Linked DNA regions of Mus musculus: regions 1 and 2 are each linked to region 3. Evidence: chromatin loops called from intact Hi-C (ENCODE). Cell type or tissue: left cerebral cortex. All regions are shown on one strand.

Region 1 (8,000 bases), 80 kb before region 3:
CTCAGGACACATACAGGGACACACATATTCTACTTTTTCAAATAAACATCACATTTGCTGTGAAATTGTGCTGCATTAGTTATCTTGGTAAGTGATGCTGAGGCCAGGAAAGTAGCCTGTCAATTGTACTTCATAGGCAGGTGGTTCTACACCCGCTCTGTGCTTAGGCTCCTCCCCACTCCAGGGCCTGTTGTAAAGAAGCCCTGTCAAATGGAGCCTGTTGCTAGGAAATTCTCTCAGGCTGGTTTAACCTTTCCTGATCTGCCTGGTGCACTGAGTTCTGCTCCTTCTGTCACTGCCCCTTGCAGATGCAGCGAAGCCCTTCAGCGTGGTGGTCTTCCACTGCCGGCACATGTTCCACAAGGAGTGCCTGCCTATGCCGAGCATGGTAAGTTGTCAGCCATCCGCTGCCAAATGAAAAAGGAAGATGGAATCACAGCAACCACAATTACAACCCACCATCCTATCTCTTAATTCTTTTACACAAGACACTTGCTCCTCTTCATCTTGCCTAGTTCCTGGGTTCTGCATCCATGGATTGACGCTACCTTGTTCTGCATCCATGCAACCTCGCATCAGCAGTCCTAAGGAAAAGCTGCCCTGTCTTAAACATGTACACTTTTCCTTTTTTTTTATTTATTCCCTAAACAAAAGTGAAACTGTTTATAAGCATTACATTGTATTTGGTATTGTAAGTAACCGAAGATGTTTTAAACATATGGGTAATATCCAAAAGCTGTCTGCCTTTGTATGTAAAGGTGTTCTAGTTTGCTCGTTCTGTTCATTTCGAAAAACACTAACAAAAACCCAACTTTGGCATAAAAGGGTTGGGGGTTTGTTTGTTGTTTTGGGGGTTTTCTTTCCATTTATTTATTTATTTATTTAGTTAGTTAGTTAGTTATTGCCTCCAAGTCCATCATGGAGGGAAGCCAGGGCAGGAATATAGAGACAAGAACTGAAGTAGAGACCACAGAAGAACATGGATACATTCTTGTTCCGAACCTAGGGCCATCTGCCGACTGGTGGTACTAACTGCAGGCCTTAACAATCCCACATCAATTATTAAGAAAATGCCCCAACAGATGCGCCCATGGACTGGGCCAGTGTAGTAGAGGCAATTCCTCACCTGAGCTTCCCTCATCTCTGAGGGCTGTAACTCGTGTCAAGTTGAGGGGAAAGACTTAAAAACTAACCAGAACAGAAGGAATTGCGTATCTGTGGGTTCTGGTATCTGAATGGGGTATAGGAGTCCTCTCAGAAATATTCAAGGAGCTAAAGGGATCTGCAACCCTGTAGGTGCAACAACATTATGAACTAACCAGTACCCCGGAGCTCTTGACTCTAGCTGCATATGTATCAAAAGATGGCCTAGTCGGCCATCACTGGAAAGAGAGGCCCATTGGACACGCAAACTGTATATGCCCCAGTACAGGGGAACGCCAGGGCCAAAAAGTGGGAGTGGGTGGGTAGGGGAGTGGGGGGGGGAGGGTATGGGGGACTTCTGGGATAGCATTGGAAATATAATTGAGGAAAATACGTAATAAAAAAATTAAATAAAAAAAAGACACACAAACTAAATAAAGCATAGAAAACAAACTAAAAAAAAAAAAGGAGTCCTCTCAGAAGCCAGCTTTCTTTTTTTTTTTATCACATAAGTATATTGTTTACTTTTCAAATGTGACAGATGCAGTGTACTATAGTTCACATAAAAGCATACCCACTTGTGTGAACTCATGCTATTGGCTTGATGACGCCTGAGCAGTGGGCTGTGTGTTAGAAAACACTTGGAAATCAGTGGAGGGTTTTTGGCCTGCCTTGTGTGGCATGATTCTGTTATCCTGGCCAGACAAAGCTGGCTCTACTGTGATGCCCCCCACTGCACCCCTTTTTTGCATTTGTGTGTACATGTGCATGTGTTTGTACATACATGTAGAGGCCAGATGACTACCTCAGATGTCCTTTCCCTGGAGATGTCCATTTGCAAGAGGGTCTGCTCTCTGGGACCGAGGACTCAGCATGTAGTCTAGGCTGGCTGACCAGAGCCCAAGGATCCATGACTACATGGGACAGCACTGAGGTTACAAGCATGTGCCACCACATGTATTTTTGTTTGGTTTGGTTTTGGTTTTTTGGCCTTTAGACCATGGGTTCTGGGGCTTGAACTCAGGCCCTCATGTTTGTACTTCACTAACTGAGCGGTCTAACCGCCTCGCTTGTGTCCTTTGAGCTGCAGAGTCATAGAAGCATGTGTCCTGTCTGAGCTAAAGCATCCTCTACGGAGCCGGGAACGATGCTCCATCACTTCAGAGCCCTCGGCTCCCTGGATGATGACAGAATCACATTTCTGAATGTAAAGGTAGACATTTTTTAACCCATGTTTTTAAACTGTTTGCAGAATGCTCCTGCACAATACTGCAACATCTGTAGTGCTAAGAACCGTGGGCCTGGAAGTGCCATCCTGGAGATGAAGAAGTAGGCCTGCCTGCCTGCCCACCCTTTGCCACTCTCCACTGAGTGACTGCTGGACCACAGCAGCTGTGTCAACGCCAGTGCTGTTGAGTGACGTGTTCAGGGCTCCTCGGAGCTCCCCGTCAGTTGTTTTCTCCAGACCTTCCTTCCAGAAGCTGCTCCTTGTCACCGATGGAGAAGTCGAAGCTCTTCCCATGCCATGAAATATTGCATTGCTAATCAGTATTTCATGATTTGTTTATTTGGCTTATTTAGTTAGCAAAAGAGTTCAAAGTGACTTCGTTATACCCTAGTTACACCCACCAGGCATGAACTGCACTACTGAGAACACTGCCAGCTACAGTCGGCCAAAAGTTCTGCTGGTAACAGTTCTGGCATGCCTGGCTACACTGTTTGTCATCAGCTGTGGGTAGCCTCCTAAAGCGCATTTAGAGGTAAAAATTAAAATTAAAGGTAAAATGCTGAGAACTGACACTCCTTCAGTGACATGTGGGAAGACCATTAGCTGGGGTACTATAGCCTTATGTTTGCTACCTACGCGCTGACTAGCTCAGTTATCTGCCCCATCAGGTCATCAATATTTGTTGAATGAATAAATGTTGCCCTTCTCATTGTGAATCCTTTATTGTGTTGCAAGCAGACAAGTGCTCTTTAAGGAATAGAGGTGAGTTTTGGCACTGACAAGCTGTGGTTGATAAGTAGGAGGAAGCCAGGGACCCTGTCAGAGTTAAGTGAGACTCTCCAAAGAAGGGCCAAGGATAGATTTAAGGTGTATCTCACTGCCTGGAAGGGTTGGCAGGAGTGTGCCTCACTGCCTTGACTTTTTGTTGTTCTTAATGTTTCCAGTTTGATGTCAAGGTTCGGCTTGGTAAGTTTTGTCACTTCCCTTGCTATTCGGAGCAGGTGCACGGCCAGAAAAACTAAATGGAACTCCTGAAGGGGAGGATGGGTGGTGCCAGGTCCACCACAGTTTACTTCCGAGGCAAATTCCATCAATTCCTAAACCACATTTGGACAATAACCCCTAAGTACAGAAAAGGAGGGAGTAAGCTTGCTTCATTCTTAATAACTGAGCCAGGATGCAGATAGCAAAGGGTGTTCATTCCCTTTTCAAGAATCGATTAAGATCTCCAGGACGAGATGGTGGTGCAAGCAAAGAGCACCACCCTGCCTCCCTGGGTAATGCTTTCTTTTTTAAAAAACTGGTGGATAATTGTACTAAAGGGTAATTAATCCTTTCCATTATTTCTCACTTTATAAACATTTAAATACAACAAAATATTCAAAATGCTAGTTACCCAGCCTCTCTAATGTGTGACCAGCCCATGAAAAACACCTGAAGAGCCGAAAGCATGTCTCAGTGATTAGGAGCACTGACTGCTCTTTCCTAGGTTCTGGGTTCAGTTCTTAACACCCACATAGTAACTCATACCTGTCTGTAACCTTAGTTTCAGGGGATCTGAAACCCTCTTCTGGCCACTGTAGGCAACATGCATGTGTGTGGTACACAGATATACATCCAGCCAACGCACAGATACACATAAAATAATTTTAAATCTTTTAAATAAATAAAACATGCCTGAAGCCAGGTTGGTCCACTTTTACCAGAGATTATAGACACAAATGTTTGTCCTTGAAGAAATCTGCCTCGTGTATGCATCAGCCAAATTCAAAGTTACTTAATGACAACTGTTTTATTTGTTTATAACCAGGATTTCCTACTTGCTGGTGCTCATTATTGAAAAGTTTTTCAGACACTCTCAGTCAGTTATTTGGTTGTTGCAATATAGAAACCCTATAAAACAAATCCTTGTAGAGTAACTATGATATGCAGGGCTTTTATGAGCCTTAGCCAGCCTGCAGCTGTGTGTGCAGGCTTCTTAGTAGATTGGCCGTTTGCCCATGAAGAAAGACAAAGGCTCAGCAGCTCCCCACAAGTCAAGGCAGGGGTCAGTGTACCAGCTGGATTCAACTCCGGCAGTCACAGTCTGCCTTCAGGGCACCTACTCTGACCCACTGAAGATCTTTTTACAGAAGTACTCAGCTGAGCTGTTCTGTTCAGTACATAGAAAGAGGAAGGTATTGATTACGAGGTTTCCATGGGTAACAGAATCACTGTGGATCTGAAGAGCAAGCAGTAGGAAGATTCTAGAAGCATCAAGCCACCCACACAGCCTGGCTGCAGTGGCTGCCCTGAAACCACTGCCCATTTCCAGCAGAGGGCGGCTGCACGCAGCAGTATGAGTCACCATGTTGTATAAATATTAACCTGTTCCCCAGTTCCACATAAAGTTCTTAATAACTGTCAGGAATACTGAGTAGGCACATACACATGGGGGAGGCATTTCTATATGTTAAATACTGAATCAGTTAGTTGTGGTTTGTTATTAAGGCCTGGGGTGTTAATACTACATTTCAATTGTACTGAGTTTTACTTCGTATGCCTTGATTCTGCTGAGGGCTGGTTTCTACAGTCTGAGGAAAGACACTTTCCTTGTGTGGCACAGATTCGAGCATGACTAGGAACAACAGTGTGACACTAGGAAAGACAAGAGAATGATAATCAGTCTGAATCAATCCTCACAGAGTCAGCCCCTGCCCATGCTCTTCCTGTGCACTCAGCTAGCGTGGGAGTTCTGAAGGCAAACATGGCATGACCTAGCTGCACTCTCAGGATTCCCTGTGTCCTGTGTGTGCAAGGGCTCACGGGCTTTGGTTTGATCTTCATAACGCATTGCCAGTTAACTACAGCCTCCTGCCTGTCACTCCTGCATGGTGGCTACGAGTTTACTTCTGTGCCCTTCACCTATGCACTGCTGTTGTACTGATGACCCAGTTGGCCCAGTCAGTCCTCAGCCACCCTGACCTTGGACCACTGGCTAGAGGCTTCGCACGTGTCTGCCTTTATCCAGTTCATGATTGTCTATGGAACAGATGCAGTCTTGGTTCACTCAGTTATCCAGTCCCAGCTGGCTCTAGCCATTAGTCTGTGCACTAACCCTGGCACCATGAGAAACACAGACATGGTAACTTGGTTGATCTTTATCCATCACACTGCTAAGAATGTATGTAAATGGGTAGAAGAAGATGGACATTTGCTTTCAAAGATTGCTGCTTCTAAGAGAAAGTAGAAAATAGGCTGGCATCTATCATCTGGTAGAGCTTATCCCTTTTCCCACTGACAAGCTGGGTCCTGGGATAGAAAGTAGGGCATTCACCCTGATGCCTTAGCCCTGCAGCCTGGTCATTTGAGCTCTTGGATCTTTAGGGCAGTAAAATTGACTCTTACATTATTATTATTATCATTATCATTATTATTATTATTATTTTGGGTTTGGAGTTTGCAAAAGCTGGATCTACTGGCAGCTGTTTACTAAATTTTTAAAAAGATTTTGGAACTTAAAAGATTTGCTTTTCCTTTCCTGCTGTGGCCTCCCTGCCCTTGTTTCTGTCTTACCAAGAGCAAGGGAGCTATAGCTGAAAGCCCAGGTATATCAAGTGATGTAACTTTGATTATATCAGGTGTCTCCATGCCAGTTCAGTTCATGTCCAACTTCATTCCCCTTCCCTTTGTCATGGCACCCTGTGGTCTGTAGGGTCAGTATGGATGAGAAACCTTTTGTTCATCTTAGTGCCTAGTGCTTCTACTGGAATGACTCAAAACATCTGGAAGATGCTGAGGGAATGAATGACTGGATGGGTGGATGGGTGGGTGGGTGGGTGGATGGGTAGATGGATAGCACTACTCTACCGTACCCCTTTCTCTCTTGATCCTCACTATATATCTATGTCTGTCAATGTCTATGGATATGTACACTTTTCTCTGGTCTGCTTTCTTACTCTTAAAATGGCTTAGAAGCTGTCATGTAGTTTCCATCAATCTTCAGGCCCTAGAGTTCCAACCAACACCCTAACATACACATGACAATGAACAGCCCACCCAAAACATGCCTAAATCAGAAACAATGATGATAAGTGTTTAAGTTGTTAAATTTTGGGGCCATTTGTTATACAACAGTAACTTGCTACCACATGACCACAAATATGGACCATCTGTCTACTAAAAAAGAAAAAAGAAAGAAAGAAAGAAAAAACTGTGATAATTTTAATAGATTATTTGCCCTATTTACAGAGAGAAGCACTCCTGATTTAGCAGGTGAGAATACTTACTTGGTTTAGGTGTTTTAAAAAACAGATCTGACAAAATAGAAGTAGCCAGGACACGGCTAGAATGTGAAAAACAGGCCATTTAGGAAACAAGCGGACAGATTGGACACTATAATACTGTAAAGTCACAAAATCTGAGAAGAATGGGAAATTTCAAAATTTAGAAATTGGTTACATAAAAGAGGAGAAAAATGATTCTTCCAGGTGACTTCAGAATAGCTGCTGAGATGCGCAGGTACGAGCTGTGCACCAGCTGGCTTGGCCTAGGATGGCTTATGTTAGGGAATGTCATCTAAATATAAGGAAGCTTTGGGTCCCAGAGACCCTGAAAGGGATGGAATGGCTCAAGCTAAGATTGGTAACCATCTGTCAGGGTGCTGAAAATGACATTGAGCTGTCCCCAAAAGTAGTTGGTCTCTCAGTCTCCATTCTACTCTAAGCAGCTCTAAATCCCTAGAGAAAGAGCAAATTCAATCAGAAACAGCAGAATTAATCAGCTACTCTTATTTCTGTACTCAGATCCTGTGCCCATCTGCTGTGTGTCTGAATACCCACATCTTTGGCCAGCTTATAAATTTGGTCGCTTCAGGCCCCTTGCTTTCATTCTACTACCAGAGTATTGATGTGCCTCTCCCGTCTGATTACTACGTCAGCTTCCTTTTTTGTTGTTTCCATTTTCATTAATGTATTACTTTTGCTCCGAATAATGCTAGTTCTCAGAGTTGTCAGTAATTCATATATATCTTAGTTTTCTTAAAGAAGAAATGAGCATGAATGTTTGCATGTGTTACAAGTAGTGATGTATTCCACTCAAGATTTGATTCTTGTAGTCCTAACTTGACTCCAAATTGTGACTGTATTTTAAGATATATACAGTATCCCTATACAATATGACCTTCTTGCAACACCACACACCTGGGCTCAATCCATCTTGGATCTCTCTTTCCAAAATGATGTATTACCAATATTACCAATATTTTCTCTCTGGTTCATTGATGGTAAGTTTCCCCACCAAAATATGTAGTTGAGGGCATATCTTGAAATATCTTTCTATTTAAACGTAAAAAGCTCAAGAACACACATTTCTCATCCCCAAATTCTCAAGGTACTGTTAAGAAGTTAGTAAATGTTATCCTAATTTGAAATTCTTTTTAACATAACTTCTGTAACAATGTTTTAGGTTTTAATTATTTAAAATCATACACTAAGATTTCTGTTCAAAATATGTACTGCACAGTTGTAGGCATTTGTTCAGTTGTGTGATAGCAAATAGCACTGCAAATCACGCTTGGTCTAAGCTCTGTTTCAAGTTGGCTTGACACTGTGTATATAAGTGGAATATGGAAGTGTCCCCCAAAGGTCCA
Region 2 (8,000 bases), 90 kb before region 3:
ATCTCTTCTCCTTACAGCTTTATTGTGATTTTGGTCATGGTGGCTACTCTTAAGTTAGGGGGTTCTATTCTCGTGTAATTAGCTTACATCTACAATCAAGCTTGAAGACTTTCTATCTTGAAACTACAAGATACCTAACAGGGTTCTAACTTGAGTTTTGTGACCATAGATAAGTTAAGACTCTCATGTCCTCTGTCTGTAAAAGGGAAGCACAGTATATACTCACCTTGCAAAATATTAGCGTGCCTAGTATCAGGATGCCCAGAGGCCCTCTCTGCTACCTGCTCTTGGACAGTAAAAACAGTTTGGAAGCGGCATGAACAATAGTGACCATTTAACTTTCCTAAGATGGTCTCAGTTTCTCCTTTTAGTCTTAGAGGAAGTTAGTTCTTATGAGTGTAATTTAAACTTAAAGAGGATTGGTTCTTGAGAGTTTATAAATTCACACTTTTTAACACATTTCTTAAAGGAATAGGTTCAGTTACTTATGATCTAAACTTAGATTGTGAACAAAGTGTATTCTAATAGTGCACATGTGTTATTTGGTCTTAACCTGGTGTTTTGTAGCATTTATCACTGGCTTGTTGAACAACATTGGCACACATGTGGACCCGATTCTACTTATCCACCGAATTAAGGAAGGAATGGAGATTCCCAATTTGAGAGATTCCTTGGTTAAAATTCTGCAAGATTATAACTTGCAGGTAAGTATTCTAACACACATGACCATCTGAGTGAGTGAGTGAGTGAGTGAGTGAGTGAGTGAGTGAGTGAGTTCATTTCTACATAAGTATTTGCAGGCCATTTGGATGCCTGTTACACTTTGCAGTTTGATATTTGGAAACCTGTTGAAATAGAAAACCTGAAAAACTTCTCCACTTCAGGAAGCTTTTTCACTATGTGTAAATAGATCACAGCACTGAAGAAGACATGAGAGTAAGTTACAAAGACTGTTTGAAGTGGCCACAAAAATTTTCTTAGAGAAAATAAATATTGTAACTAATTAGAGTACATCTTTAAGCACTCGGAATAATTTTGCAGCCATTGAAGGACTCTGTTGTCTGAAACACACTTAAGCACAGGATCTAATCAGCTTTTGTCTGATTGGTACAATAATGCTTCTTTATTAGCTCAAAATTTGTGATAAGAAAAAAAGAACCCATATTCTCATATAAATAGTTAATATGCTAGTTACTAAGTATTCTAACCTTTTTTCTTTAATAGAATTGAACAGTGACTATGTTTCAGAATCCTAGTTGCTTCACTAATACTTGAAACTATTTAAAATTCATTTGCATGCAGACTGTTCTTTCTGCGATCACTTGAAAGTGTTGCTGTAATAGATGAACTTGCTTTCCTAGAGACAATATACAGGTTGTAAGAAGAACATTATGATGTAGATAAATCAGATCAGATTGCTAGTCACTGTGAAGGGTGCAAGGTAAAGGACGGCCTGCTGAACTCAGGATGATGCACCAAGAATCAGCGAGACAACCTGCAGGACAGATAACATCCTCATAGCTGTAGTGAAGGTATTCAAAAGTGGGGTGGGGATAGAGGTGGTCAGAGTTGAGTTAGGTGAGAAATTGAGAAGCTTGGACCTGTGGAATTAACCAAACGGACTCTAAGAAATGGCTGGTGCAGACAAGGGGACTACAGAGGAGATGTCAGCATCCTCGTGGTCCTCGGGGAACTGTGGTGTGACTGCAAGGCACAGCGTGAAAGGAGAAGGTTTCTTTCTGTAGACTGGGGTAGACAGTCCAGAACCTTCACTTGGAAGCACTATGTAGGGGATGGGATTACCTAAGAAGTATGTGCCAGAGAACTGAGGCCTAATCTTAGGCTGGTAGTTATGCCAAAGCCTTTGGAGGGTTTCAGATAATCCTAGGGATATGATCTGAGGGAGAAAGAAAAAGGGAAAGAGAACAAGAATCTAAGAACTGGCCAATAGGGAGGAGCAGGGATCAGAGAAGTGCCTACTTTATGCCGTTCCCTAGGTATGCAGAACATCTCAGGCTTGGAAATCCGCTTTGGGGGAAATGGTGCCATAGCCAACCTTGTAATGCCCTTAATCCCCTGTGAGTGAGACTGACAGTGTCCTGTGCTTTGTGGGCCCTTTCTTACTGAGGGAGGTATATAGCAGAATATGCTTGAGACAGCAAGTCTAAACGTACGGCAGTGTCTGAGGCTAGGGTAGCATCTGTATATGATAGTAGGATGGTTAGACTGGTGCTTAGAGCCGGGCTTTTGGGGTGAAACCATGCTTGTGTTGCCAGTCCCTCCCTTCGACGCTGATGCCAGCAAAGGCAGCTGGCATGTCCCTCACTCTGCTCTTCTATGGGAGCTCACACGCCCTGCTGCAGTCTCACTATTCATTCACTTCTATGAACAAATTTGCATAGTGCTGAGCCAGCCGAAATACAAAGCATTAGATACAAAACAAATGTTTAACATAAAAATGGTCCTCTAAAATAGTACCAGTATCTTCTTAATTACAAATATATAGTGAGCTTTTCCTTAGTTCTGTAAATATGCAGTTGGGTGCTGATTTTAAGAGACCCAGAATTTGTTTACCAATGGGTTCAGAGAGCCATTGTTACTCATCAGCCACTGGGTAGAAAAACTACTACTCAGAGGAAAAGGGTGGGAGAGGGAAGGGCAGAGCCAGGGAAACCACACTAGTGCTGACCCGCTGCTCCCTCTCCCTCCCCCTACCCCCTCCCTCTCCATGCCCCACTCTCCCTGCCCCCCTCTCCTTCTCCCACTCCCCTCCCCCTGCCCCCTCTCCCTCTCCATTCTCCCTCCCCCCTCTCCCTCCCCCTCCCTCTCTCTTCCCCCTCTCCCTCTCCTTCTCCCTGTCCCTCTCCCTCTCCTTCCCTCCCTCCCACCATCTTCCTCCCCGTGTATGTTGACTGTTAATTTTTATTAGTAGCCATTTATTTATCTACTTGCCTAAGCAACCTTTTGGGGGATCATGTAAAAATATCCCAGGTCTCTGGAGCCTTTTGCTGTTCCCTGACAGACATACTTTTATTTCATTGTATGGGTCTTTGTTTGTTTCATAAAGCTATAATTTATGTTCTCATTAATAATAAGAGTTCAACCCCATAGATCCCCCAAGTTTGAGGGTGATATTACAGACCTATGAGTTTCCAAGGATGCTGTGTGTGATATAAAGCATGATATGAAGAGTCTTCACACAGAGGTCAGGTGTGCTGCTGTGTACTGTCTCAGTCTCCTTCTCAAACAGACTGTGCATTGAGGACCTAGAGTTCTTTAAGGCGTGAGAGATACTGCGGGTCAGCAGTTAACTGAGAGGAGAGTAGTTATGGGAAACTCCGGCAGCTTTTGCCATGTGACCTTTTCATACTTTATAACCTGACAGCTCTGAAAGGTAACAGAATTGAGCATGTTCACACCCTCAGATACTGAGGGTATTAGGGAAATGGAAATCAGTGCTTTGTCACTAACCACTTTGTTTTTGACAGACATTTTAGGTCCATAATGGGTCTAAAATTATCATTAGCCCCATTGCTCAGAGTAGAAGACTGAGACTTCAGAAGGTTAATGACATATTGGTATGGTACGATACTGAACTAGTTTTAAATTCAGGCCAGCAGAGGAAATGCCAGACCATTTTCATCCAGGACTGCATCAACTCTAAGACATAATCCCTCAAAGCTCGGCCAATGAGAACCACTTCCTGGCTTTTCCCTCATGACTACACCTCTGGAGAAAGACAGGCAGCCGGTTTGAACTTGTTCCTAAAGAGGCAGGAGGCACAGGGACCCAGCCCTGGACTGTACCTCTGAGTGCCTGTTGTAAGCAGAGGCCTGGCCCTGTGCATGTCAGCAAGTGATGTGGAATGAGTCCTCTTCCCCCATGGCACGCAGCCCTCTGCAGATCTGCAAAGGTATTTCCCTCTTCTCAGCCTTGCTGCTGTAGCTCCCCAGTAGTTTTCTACTTAGAATTGAAAACACAAATCAGTTTACAGAAATGGATGACTTTCTTGTTCATCGTTTTTTAGAGGAGGGACAAATTTCTTTTTCACTTTTAATTATCTAACCTTTCTGTATTTTTCCTAAGATGGATTTTAAACTCTCAAATTCCTAAAATAAGCTTTTAAGACCAAATGGATTTCTTTCTTTACATATTATTTCAGTTTGATCTTATCACGACATTTGAGTGATGCAGGTGGCTTGTACCAGCCAGCCATCGCTTCCTTGATTCATTTAGTTCTTAAATAGTTATCTTTCCCTTTATTTTTTCTGTCTGGGCTTAGTCACGTTTGGTAATAATAATCCAGCAAGAGTGAAGTGGCCATGGCCAGGCTGCAGTGAGGAGAGCCATGGGGCTCGGATGCTAGGCAGCTGGCAGCCAGTTGCATTCTAAGGACATGCAAAGTGAATAAGGCAAGGCCGGCAAGTTGAGAGTCTTTTCAAATAAAAGCTGTAGAAACTTGGCCATAGTTCTAGCACCGCCCCCACAGCAGCTGTCTCTGCAGAGCCATAATGATTTCTCTGATATGTGCCTCTTTATTGCTTTGTGAAATATATGTGGGGGCTAGAATTTTCCATTTACTTGGGATTATCATCCATGGTGATGTGCTATAGAGAAATCAGGTGGAAAATACAGAGCAAACCTAAGGTCTCTTGTCAGTTGTTGACGCCATAAGGATGTTCTTACTCATGGAATGTGGACCATTGATTGCAGTTGTGGCTTGCTTCTTTAAACAAAGGACAAAGGGAAAGTGCAGAGGAACAAGGGCGGTTGAAAGGACGAGGAAAAAGGTTGGTCCTTACGGGTAGATAATCTGGGGACAATAGAAGGGCCTTCCATAAGGAAGGATTTCTAAAAAGGTAATATTGTTCCTTCTGAGCAATGTCAATAAATATTTTTTGAGATAGAAATGGCATTATGAAGTTGAGGGAAGGCACTAGTTTATCTTGGAGAGAATTCTTACGTGAGAAGTGTTGCTAAGCCAGGTTGATAATCATGAGACTCTTATTGGCAGATGGTGAGATCTCATAGATACAGAGATGTCTCCGTTAGCCCATAAGTCAGACCCTTTAATGCACTCATCACTCTGAAAGGCCAGACCCCACAGCCTGCAAACTGTCTTTGGGAAGGTCAGCTATGGTGCTGTGATTTCACAGCTCTTAATTTGCATGTTCTGTCCTGGTACCTGGCTCCTCCGTGCTCCTCCATGGTGGACAGTCCACACTAAAATCACGTAGTGAAGAACTTCACCACCTCCCCAAAGGAAACGAAAGTCAGACATTTTCCTTTGTTTGGGAATTTTTCATGTTTCTCTCCATCCCCGTCCCATGCCTGGAAGTAAGCCACTCCTTCCCCTTGATCTTCCACACGTGTAGTCGCTGATAGAGTGACCTGACCCTTTCTCCTACTCTCCCGATCGATCATAGCTCCTTGGTTGCAGTGCCCTTTTCCTTAATGAAGCCCATCTCTGTGTCAGCTCCATACATGAACCAACCCTACCTCTTCTCTTTCTTATTTAACAGTTCAAACTGATTTCATTTCTGGAAGTGACATCAGAGGGAAAGCAGCACGGAAAAGAGAGCGCTCGCACAGCAGTATACTGTTGTCTAACACACTGGCTCCCTGCTTGCCTGAGACTTGCTGGAGCTGAGTCAGACTGTTGCCAAGGGACTCTTACCTTCTGATTGCTGCCATACTTGGTCATGACAGTGACATTTAGAATTTCTCTCTCTCTCTCCCTCTCTCTCTCTCTCTCTCTCTCTCTCTCTCTCTTTCTTTTTTTCTTTCTTTGGTGTAGACCCTTGGATTTTGATCAGGTTAGGCAAGAAGTATCATTGTCCCTTTCCTTCTTATAGGTTCTTGACAACTGTCAGTGTTCCTAGCCAATTCTGTCTGTGAGCAGGCAGGTTGTACCTGCTTAGAAAGTGCTTTGTCCTTGGCTTTCTGTTTTCTTTGCAGCCTGTGGCCTGTGTTTGTTCCACAGGCTGTACCCTTGATCTGTCACTGCCCAGGCGGTGTGCCCTGGAGAGTGTCACAGTGCTTCCAGAGCCCACACCAGAGGAGCTAGAACTGAGCCGATTAGTTGGATGCTGGAGGACAGCAGCTTCATGAACTTACTGACCTATTTTCTGAAAGCTTGTCAGCATCAATATTTTGTAGATAACTTTCTTGCTGTATTCTTTTTCTTCTTCTTTCTGTATGCTGTAGTGACTTCTGATAAAAACCATAACTTTTTTAAATTTGGTTTTGTTGTTATTTTCTCTTTTTCTATTATTCTCTCTCTCTATTTTTTTTTTTAACAATCCAGTCTTTATCCCCCTCCTGGTCTGCCCTCTAACTGTTTTTCATCTCATACCTCCTCCCCACCCCACCTCTGTCTCCAAGAGGATGTCCCCACCTCACCCCACCAGACCCCTCCCCATGCCCTGGGGCCTCAAGTCTCCTGAGGGTTAGGTGCATCTTCTCTGACTGAGGCCAGACCAGGCAGTCCTCTGCTGTATGACTGCCCTCCAAGAGGCCCAACAAGCAGCTGAAAGATACTTACACCCAGCCAGTGGACAGAAGCTGGTGACCCCTGTGGTTGAATTAGGGAAAAGCTGAAAGAAGGAGACCCCATAGGAAGACCAGCAGTCTCAACTAACCTAGACGCCCGAGATCTCTCAGACACTGAGCCACCAACCAGGCAGCATACACCAGCTGAAAACAAAAGTAATGTTACATTTTTAGGAGAATCTGACAGGACAGTTAGACTTAAGCACATCTGTAAAGCTAGCATTTGCCAGTGTTGGGCCAGGAGGATCCCTATAGAGTTAAGACACATTTTTATTTCCTTTTTATTTTTTTTACTAGATATTTACTTTATTTCCATTTCAAATGTTGTCCCCTTTCCTGGTTTCCTCTCTGAAAACCCCCCTATCTCCTCCCTCCTCCCCCTGCTCTCCAACTCACCCACACATGCTTCCTGGCCCTGGCATTCCACTACACTGGGGCATAGAGCCTTCACAGAACCAAGGGCCTCTCCTCCCATTGATGACCAACAAGGCCACATATGCTACATATGCGGCTGGAGCCATGGGTTCCTCCATGTGTACTCTTTGGTTGGTGGTTTAGTCCCTGGGAACTCCAGGGGTACTGGTTAGTTCATAGTGTTGTTACTCCTATGGGACTGCAAACCCCTTCAGCTCCTTGGGTCCATTCTCTGGCTTCTTCATTGGGGACCCTGTTCTCAGTCCAGTGGTAGGCTGCGAGGATCCACCTCTATTTGTCAGGTACTGGTGGAGCCTCTCTGGAGACAGATATAACAGGCTGTCAGGAAGCATTTGTTGGCATCCACAATAGTTAGTGTCTGGTTTTGGTGATTTTTTATGGGATGGTTCCCCAGGTAGGGCAGTCTCTGGGTGATCATTCCTTCAGTCTCTGCTCCACACTTTGTCTCGGTAACTCCTCCCATGAGTATTTTGTTCCCCCTTCTAAGAAGGATGGAAGTATTCACACTTCGGTCTTCCTTCTTGAGCTTCATGTGGTATGTGAATTGTATCTTGGGTATTCCGAGCTTCTGGGCTATTATCCACTTATCAGTGAGTGCATACCATGTGTGTTCTTTTGTGATTGGGTTACCTCACTCAGGATGATATTTTCTAGTTCCATCCATTTGCCTAAGAATTTCATGAATTCATTGTTTTTAATAGCTAAGTAGTACTCCATTGTGTAAATGTACCACATTTTCATAAAAAGGATGAAAATGGAGGCAAGCCCCTCCACAAGTAGTATCAAAGTAGACGTAAGAAGATTAAAATCACTAAGCCTTGCATCTTACAGAGACTGAAAGCCACGGGTGCTTTTGGGTCCCACATTTGGGTCCCAAATGTGTCCTGTCATGTAACTGAGGAGGGCTGCAGCTAGCTGTCGTCATCCAGGGCTTTGCAGGGGAATTCAGGTCCTTGTGTGTGGTTGCTGTGGGGAGCCATGCTTGCTTGCACCCACTCCCATACCCAGTGGTG
Region 3 (8,000 bases):
ACAAGAGATAACCATAACTTGAATGAGATCAAAATTCTTGTTATGCTTGTCGGAGGGAGTAGATAGAATATTATTGTAACTACCTATGAAGGGACATCAAAAATGTGTAATTAATAAGAAGTAACTAATAAAGTCACAACGAATACAGAATCATAACACCTGTTGAGTACTGACAAACAGCCAGGTGAAGATAAAGCACATCTAGGCCTTTCTTTCCCTAAGGGTCTTGGCAAAATTGATGAAACTTTATAAATCAGGAGCTGTCAAATGTCCATGTTATTAAACATATGTAAAAAGAGTTGTGATAACTATGATTCTGAACTGATTTTGGCCATTATAAAAACCTATCATAATCCACATTTTGAGTCATCACCCAATTTAGAAGGAAGAAACATGAACCAGAAATAAAGATTGGGTATGGAATTCTGTATTCTATGGGTGAAGAACTGGAGTTGAAGGGATACCTTTTTGAAAACTTTGTAGAAATATTGAAAACTATTTTATAGTCTCACAGTACAGGATAAGTTGATATAAAATAATTATATATGTAGGTTTACTTCAGAAATTGGAAAGAATTGTGGTTAAATTTTCATAAACAGTAAGCTATAATTGGTTGGGTAAGTGGCATTTTTCCTTGACTGGTTGAGAATAAAGTGGTTTACCTATATGAAGAAAAGACGTAAGTAGTTAGAAAACTATGGTCATTCCCAGTGGTGTCAGAATGAAGACTGTATGCGTAAAAGCACAGTCTCACCACTTGACTATTACAAGAAACCTCTGAGACCCTCTTGTGCTATTACCGTGCACCTGCTATAGGACGTTCTGTGGTTCTGAGAAAGGCACTGGGGACATTTGTGGAGTAAAGGGCTGGCCTCACGGGTGGTTCTGGGCATCCAACACCCTCTACAACAAGATGCTCATGTTATTAGAATATTTAAGTCTTACGATTATGAAAAAGACACCACTATGCAACATAAAATGCTTGAAGACCTGGAACTTGACCTACGTACTTTTCTTTGTTCCTGTAGCATAATGGGAAATCTACCATGCTGCACCTTCTCACGTAGTTTGAAGATTTCTTTTGCCTGCATTACAATATTTGGTAAAACAGATTCATCTACTCTGTAAACATTGATACACCTCTTACCAGGTTTAGAGATGGTATTGTTTTGTTTTATTTTACAGAAAATAATTTTTATTTGTTGTACTAAAGCTCTTTAAAGGTTGACACCAATTAACACTTTAATTATTATCTTTCAGATCTGTGTTGCGGGAAATATTAAAAAAGGTACCATCCCGCACTAGCACCGGCTACTCTCTGGCCCCTGTAACCTCGCCACCTCCATGGCTAACCCCAAGCAGTGACCACCCATCTAGCTGTTCTGTTACTGCGTAGTTTGCTCACATTCCCAGCCATCTACCCCCTGTGGTTAGCTGTCACAAATTCCAGTAACCCAGTAAAATCAAAACTCTAAAGGCTTGTAATTTATCAGTCAGATTTATAATAACAAACTCTCAATCCACAAAATGTATACACAATGAACTCAAAACTCAACTGAAATTAACATAAGCTACACAGCTAGATGGGGCAAACACATCCCACCTAATATTTAACCATCCTGTACCAACAGAGGTCAAAGCACCTGCAGTTGTGGTGTCCTCCAGGAGAGGGACCACAGAACAACAAGAAATCTATTAAAGCTATGGTCCCACTGACAGAAACCTCCTGTGGTAAGGGAAGCCGCTAATGACATTCCAGAACTGTTCTACCACAGGCAGAAGCATCAAACCTAGAGGGAGTGACAGAGGAGGCAGAGTCAGAGGTAAAGTTTTAATGTGAAACTGGAAAATAATCCAGGAATCCCAGGCTCACGATTCTTAAAGAGTGTCTCTGATCTCTGTCACCATGCCTGGCAAGAGAGCTCATGATTGGTCTAGGGATTTTCAACAACTATTTACAAAACCTAAGTACCAGCTAAAGTGCTTGGTCAGCATTCCAGAGTGATAAGTGTGCACCTAACAACTGTTTGACATGACATACACACCATGCCTTTCAGATGAAATTACCAAGAAATTACAAGACTCCAGGTACAGAGCTAGAATTGGACACCCAAATAATGAGAAACATTAATAATTTGACCTTTTATTTCAGGTGATATACGCTGAGGTCCAAGAATTCGATGGGAAGATAACTGCAAGAAAGATAAAGGGTGGTTCTGTTGAGGACTGATAGCTTTGGGAAGAATATAGCTCACAGTTGAAACGACTCTCTCCTGTTTGTAATGAGAGAATATTGCTATCTACAGAGGGAGTTGAGGTAAGCTCATTGCCATAGCAGAGAGGGTGCAGGCACTAATACTGTAAGAGTGACCATGAACTTAAACTCTAGTGCAGTCTGGTCTTTTCTGTCATTGTTAAGGTTGTATTCTCACAGTCAGCACCTCAGGGCAGAGCTGAGGTTCTTAATCCCTCTTCCTTCACTAGAGAGAACTTACGAAAATTCCCAGCTTTCTGAGATGTCATTGTCCTTGAATGTTGACCAAGTGCAAAAATGGGTGTTCTCCTTATTTCTCTATAAGGTAAACTTCTGTTTATGTGGAATGATCCAAATGGGGGTGGGGGGCAAGCCCTCTTGCTTTGCCCAATGCCTCCCAATTTTAGCATCAAGAGTCTTGTGTCCTGGGACTCAATTAATTACTAGGCAAATTGGGCATAAAATCCTAAGGAAAAGTCATGGAAATAGATTAGGTATTCAAGGTGCTTACTGTTTATGAAACAATTGAGTTTATTTATCATTCTGTATTCTGGACTGGGATCCACTGGTCAGCTCTTCTGCAGGGCTTGGTAGTGTGTGTGTGTGTGTGTGTGTATTCAGCCAGAAAGGTGGTTGAATAATTGGGACATTCGTATTTCCCTCTCCAATGCACTCAAAACATTTCCCTTTGCACGTGACCTCTCCATAGCCATTGCTAGTTTGTTTTTATTTAATTTTAATATCAGGGCAGTTGAGTTTCCTCCTTGGCTCTAGAGGGTTGTACAGAGTATGAAGTCTGCCTAGCTTGCCAAAGCTGAGCCCTCCAGCTGGCACACTGGGCTTACATCACATCTTATGCAGTCAAGTAGCAACAGCATCATTCCATACCCAAGTCACTGGAACAATAGCTCACAGAAGAGTGATACTAGGGACTGGTTTGGGCGAAGGGAACACCCAAGTAACTTTAGAAGGGGAGCAGGATATTCCCCTGTTTTGGTGCCTGCTCAACCTCTGACTTGTGATTGTCAGATGCCACCTCTCTTCCTCTACTCATGGAACCCTGAATGAACCTGAGAATGAAGACTCTGCCCATTGTCAAAGGCTTCTGGAGCTCCTTTGCCGCCTTGTCTTTGCCAGGTGCACAGAGGACCACATCTTTCTGTTAAGACTGTCAAAAGGGGCCACCTTTAATCCCACAGATCTGCAGAGGAAGGCAGATCTGTATGAGTTTGAGACCAGCCTGGTTTACATAGCAAGTTTCAGGACAGCCATTGTAATGAGCATAGGGAAAAAAAAATCTTCTAGGCATGGAAAAATAGCTTAGTCAAGAACTCCACTATACCCAAGGCTGTACCTGATAACCAGAACCCAGTGACATCACTCACTCAAGAGAACCTGGCACAGGCCTAGATGGTGCCCAGTGGATGGAATATAAGCAGAAACCAAGAGCAAGGCTCTGCTTTGCACATCAAGACAGACCTTGATCTGTCATGTGGCTGGAGAGTCGGCCCCCGGTTGAACCAGAGACTACTGTTAGAGAGTGGACCTGTCCTTTAGCTAAGGTTGGTGGCACAGATGAGCAACCATGGAGAGATAGGCTTAAGACCATAGTTAGCAGTTTAGAGTGTGAGCTTTGTATGTTGACTCTCAACACAATAAAACTGTGACTTGTTATACTCACTTCAGGTCTTGTCTCTACCTTTCTTGCTTGCGACAGTTGGCTTAGTCAGCAAGATCACATAGAGTTTTGTCTCAAAGAACGACAAAGGGACTGCTGGTCTCATTTCTTGGGAAAACTGTTGTGCCACAGTGTCTGAGAGCTGGCAAAGTGCAGCACTTGTGTGTAGAAGCTGACCCTTCTGAACATGGCCTTTCCCACTGGCAAGCCTCACAGTGATCTCTTTACTCTTTCTCTCTGGCAAGTTGCCCTGCAGGGACTTTCCAGCCTCATCCTCTCCTAACTTCCCCATCCCCCACAGGTTTGAGCCTCTGGAGGGTGGATGGACTCGTTCCTTCTCCACTCAAGGTGTTTTGACGGGGCAGTCATTTGGTGATTTAGAGCCTTACAGACTCCTCCCCACCTCCTCCTGTTCTTTAACTGGGGAGACAGAATCAGAGTCTTCCGACCTTCCTCCCTGAAAACGTCCTGTTAGCCCTGCCCTCTCTCACCCCTAGCTGCCTCAAGGCCCTGGGATTGAGGAACGTCTTCCATCTTTATCACTTCTTGACCACCTCCTCCATCACGGTGGACACTTGGCCTTTGACTTCTCTTTCCATGCATCTCACTAGTGGCGTTGTCACCCCTAGTGGCCGCACATCCGCTCTATCTCTTTAAACCGGTCCTGTCGCCGCGCCCCTCCCTCATCCGTTGCCTCCTCTGCTCCTCACGCTTCAGCTGCTCCTCCCCCCGCTCCTCCTCCTTCTCTTCCTGGGCTCCTCGGTGCCGCCGCCGGCTCGCTGCGCGCTCTGCTCTTCCAGCTCTGCGGACCGCAGCAGCCATGGCCGACATCAAGACGGGCATCTTCGCCAAAAACGTGCAAAAGCGCCTCAACCGCGCGCAGGAAAAGGTCAGCAGAGGGCAGCGGGATGCGGGGCAGGTGACTCGAGGAGGTGCGGGAGCCGATGGCAGTGCTGGCCTTGCGCTGCAGGGCCGCGGGTTCAGGTGCGGCGCGCTGCGGAGCCCGAGCAAGCGCCGGGTGGAGGACTCCCCTGTCTCTGCTCTCAACGATTGCAGCCAGGCAGGATCCATTCAGGCAGCGTGGGCTCGGCCCCGCAGTGGGTTCGCCGGGAACCCGCAGACCCCTGACCCTCCAGGCACTGAGTGCTATAGACTCCCAGAGCCCGCCCAGGGTGGCCACTCTCCTGGGCACGCCTCCCGGGACCAGGGGTGGCAGGTGCAGTTGCTCTCTGGCTGCACCCGGAGCGGTCCACGTCCCTGGGCGCCTCCATCTCTCCGCGCCCGCACCTCCTGAGCTCAAGCTCTCCCGCAAGCAGCTCAGGCGTCCACGACCGCAGATCCGGGAGGGAGATTGTCGCATCTCTTCTTGGGTGGGGGTGTTGTGGCTATTTGAGTGAAGTCGGTCGAAACGAACGACTTAAGCAAAGAAGACACCCCAGATGTGCATGGACCAATGGGATGTATAATAAACAACCAACACCTTAGCACAGTGGTGAACTGGAGCTCCAGAGAATGCTCATTTCTCCCTAAGTATCCGTGTTGGTTTTTGAAGCCAATGCCCTCTGGAAGGTCAAAAACAAACAACCTCGACCTCAGAGTTCTCTGCACATCTCTGCACAAAATGCTTATTTCTCTGCTTGAGAAGCAGCAAAACCTACTCCTATCAGAGGCGCTGAGGTCGCAGTGTTTGTAAATTAGGTATTGTAATTTATGTCTCTTCCGGAGGAATGTTATCCATAGCTAGCCCAGCTCTGGATAGTCGAGTCTCAGTCTCTCTCTCTCTCTCTCTCTCTCTCTCTCTCTCTCTCTCTCTCTCTCTCTCTCTCTCTCTCTCTCTCTCTGCATTTTACAGGCACTGGGCTTCCTAGTGTCCCTGATTACTATATCTGACCCTCCTATGAAGTCTTCGTTCGTCCCAAGCAAAGGACGTTTGTACTGGAGCTTGAACCTTGTATTTGAAAGTGAACCTGGGCTAGTGGTAAATTGAGCTGTATTTGCTTCGTATGGCATTAATTTCTGTCCCTGGGATGAGGATGTCTGGTGTTTTCTTCTCCTTCTGGAAATCAGATTGTCCTTATTCCTCACTCTGACAGCACTTACCCTCCTTAGAAGTTCGACCTACCCCCACTCTGAGCTGCCCCAAAGGCTGAGCCCAGGAGCAGGAACTCTGCCAGGTTCAGGTTCAGTGGCTGTATGCAATCCTCCCTCCCTGCACACATGCACCTTCCCAGCTCTGTAAGAGGATTGTATTGCTTTTAATATCTACTCAAGCTCATCCTGAACTCCAGGAGCCTCCTGCCACTCCCTCGGAAGCGGAATTAGCCAAGCTACTTGTCCCCTTCCGTCACCCCGATGCTTTCCAGATAATAGCCAGATAGCAGATGTTTGCCAAACACGAGATTTGGACAAGACTTTGTCGTCATTTCCCCACATTTTATTTCACCCACTTGTAGTCCCCCCTCCCCCATCCCTAACATAATCACTTAAATCTTTCGTCTGTGGCTTTTCGCCGACTCGGCTTTCCATCTGTGAAGTAATTTTGTGATATGGTCTGCTTTTTCACATATTAATCTAGGTCACCAGCTGTTAATATGGTCCAAACAAATGAAGGGAACTGTAATGTCTCTGACAGTGTCCTGGCCTGTATGAACCGTTGAACCAAATGTATATATTATGTTGGCAGTTGTGGATAGTGTCCACTCTTCTATAACTGAGAGTTCATGGTTCCTTTCACAGGGCTTCAAGTCTCTTCTTTTCTTCCCTGAGACCATTGCTTATGTACTGTGCTTGTTGTACTGCAAAAAGGACTTGAGACACCAAGGGTCTAAGAGGAGGGGTTCTGTCCCCTGTTTGAACCTGGCCAGGCACTGGGATGTGGTGGGCAGGAGGGAATGCAGCGGCCCAGCCGAACCCATGTGGCAACTGTGCTTGTTGGATTTCCCACTTGGTCCCTCATCTACTTCTTTGGTCTCTTTCTCCCAATGCAGACAGCCCATTTCACTAATTGAATGCCAGACGTGTTCCCCAGACCCTTTGCTCCTTGCTGGGATAAGGCCTATGCTGTTAAAGAAGGCTGTCTTTCTTCTCAGCTCTGCTCCCCTCAAGGGCTTGAGCATAGTTGGGTTGCAAGTGCCTTACTGTGTAATGACTCTTAGAGATGACGTCCAGCTTTCTACAAATTTAAAAAGTATGTTTTTTTTTTCTTATGAAAAGTTAGTTAAAGTTCATTGGAAGAAGAGTGAAATTTACATGTAAGCAGGAACTAACTCCAACAGATTAGGAATCTCAGAGTTCTCTGTTCTTTAGAGCTTTTACTCCTCAGTTCTCAGCCTTTTGGCTAAGATAGAGTGCAGAGTGTTTACTATTGTCTGGCATTTGGTCTGCTAGGCATTCCACATTCATATGCACATGTCCATACAACTGAACAGGCTTACACTGCGCAGTTGGGCAAGCCATTTATTTCATTTCATAATTGTGAACAGTCTTCCATCCATGTACATACTTTAAATCAGCACATAAATGACTGAATATCGTATTGGAGCATACAGACTTTAATGAATTCCACTTTTGTATATTCATTTCTTAGTTGTTTCTTCATATAAATGTAAGCCAGTAAGACTAAGAAGAAAATTTGTGCACAATCTTAATTATGACCTTAGGTCAATTTCTAAAAATATGCTTATTCTTATGGCTGAATAGCTTCCTGACTATTTATACCTCTGTTTTCTTCCATCAGTCCATGGGACACTAGCCAACACCCAGTAATAACATTTGGATGTATCACTGGGAAAAGTAGTCTATTATTAATGCGTTTTGCTTACACTTTGGGAATGGAACTGTTACATTTTCACTTTGTGAAATTTCATATTATTACTCCCTTTTCACAGTGTTATATGTTATATTGTTATATGTTAGGGCAATGATACTACTAATTTTAAGGCTTAAAATATTTCTCTACCTTTTCATTTACTCTTTAAAAGTCTTTTTATGATAATGAGTGTTTTTGTTTATGTGATGATACATAAATCTATCAAGTGGGTTGTATGGCTTTTCTTTGAGGTGGATAAG

What was found. A loop is a pair of places that touch in the nucleus more often than their neighbours do. Peaks named below come from ENCODE experiments on the same cell type or tissue, not always from the same donor. Only the 100,000 strongest peaks of a DNase experiment are listed, where the experiment ranks them.
Region 1: a loop joins it to region 3, with 4 times the contacts of the local background. A loop is called at or near these places in 3 of 42 quality-filtered maps.
Region 2: it touches region 3 in a loop (7-fold over the local background); 3 of 42 quality-filtered maps call a loop at or near these places.

Annotation. Positions count from the first base shown.
Region 1 is chr13:18,863,725-18,871,724 of GRCm38, forward strand. It overlaps Vps41 (VPS41 HOPS complex subunit), which reads left to right. Exons shown (of 29, transcript NM_172120.4): 28 at 309-388; 29 at 2,396-3,087. The coding sequence ends at 2,476. Among named protein-coding and RNA genes, the nearest start is that of Amph, 81 kb to the right of the region's middle. In left cerebral cortex, a CTCF peak has its summit at 4,685 (motif pointing right); DNase peaks (open chromatin) are centred at 4,380, 4,672, 4,963, 7,008 and 1 more place.
Region 2 is chr13:18,853,958-18,861,957 of GRCm38, forward strand. Vps41 (VPS41 HOPS complex subunit) reads left to right here. Exons shown (of 29, transcript NM_172120.4): 25 at 568-704. Among named protein-coding and RNA genes, the nearest start is that of Amph, 90 kb to the right of the region's middle. In left cerebral cortex, no CTCF peak of the experiment used is centred here; DNase peaks (open chromatin) are centred at 2,346, 3,862, 4,461 and 5,621; H3K27ac peaks cover 1,470 bases.
Region 3 is chr13:18,943,681-18,951,680 of GRCm38, forward strand. It overlaps Amph (amphiphysin), which reads left to right and starts at 4,671. Exons shown (of 21, transcript NM_175007.2): 1 at 4,671-4,821. The coding sequence starts at 4,753. In left cerebral cortex, CTCF peaks have their summits at 1,667 and 4,556; DNase peaks (open chromatin) are centred at 4,199, 4,637, 5,217, 6,120 and 1 more place; H3K4me3 peaks cover 2,961 bases; H3K27ac peaks cover 2,430 bases.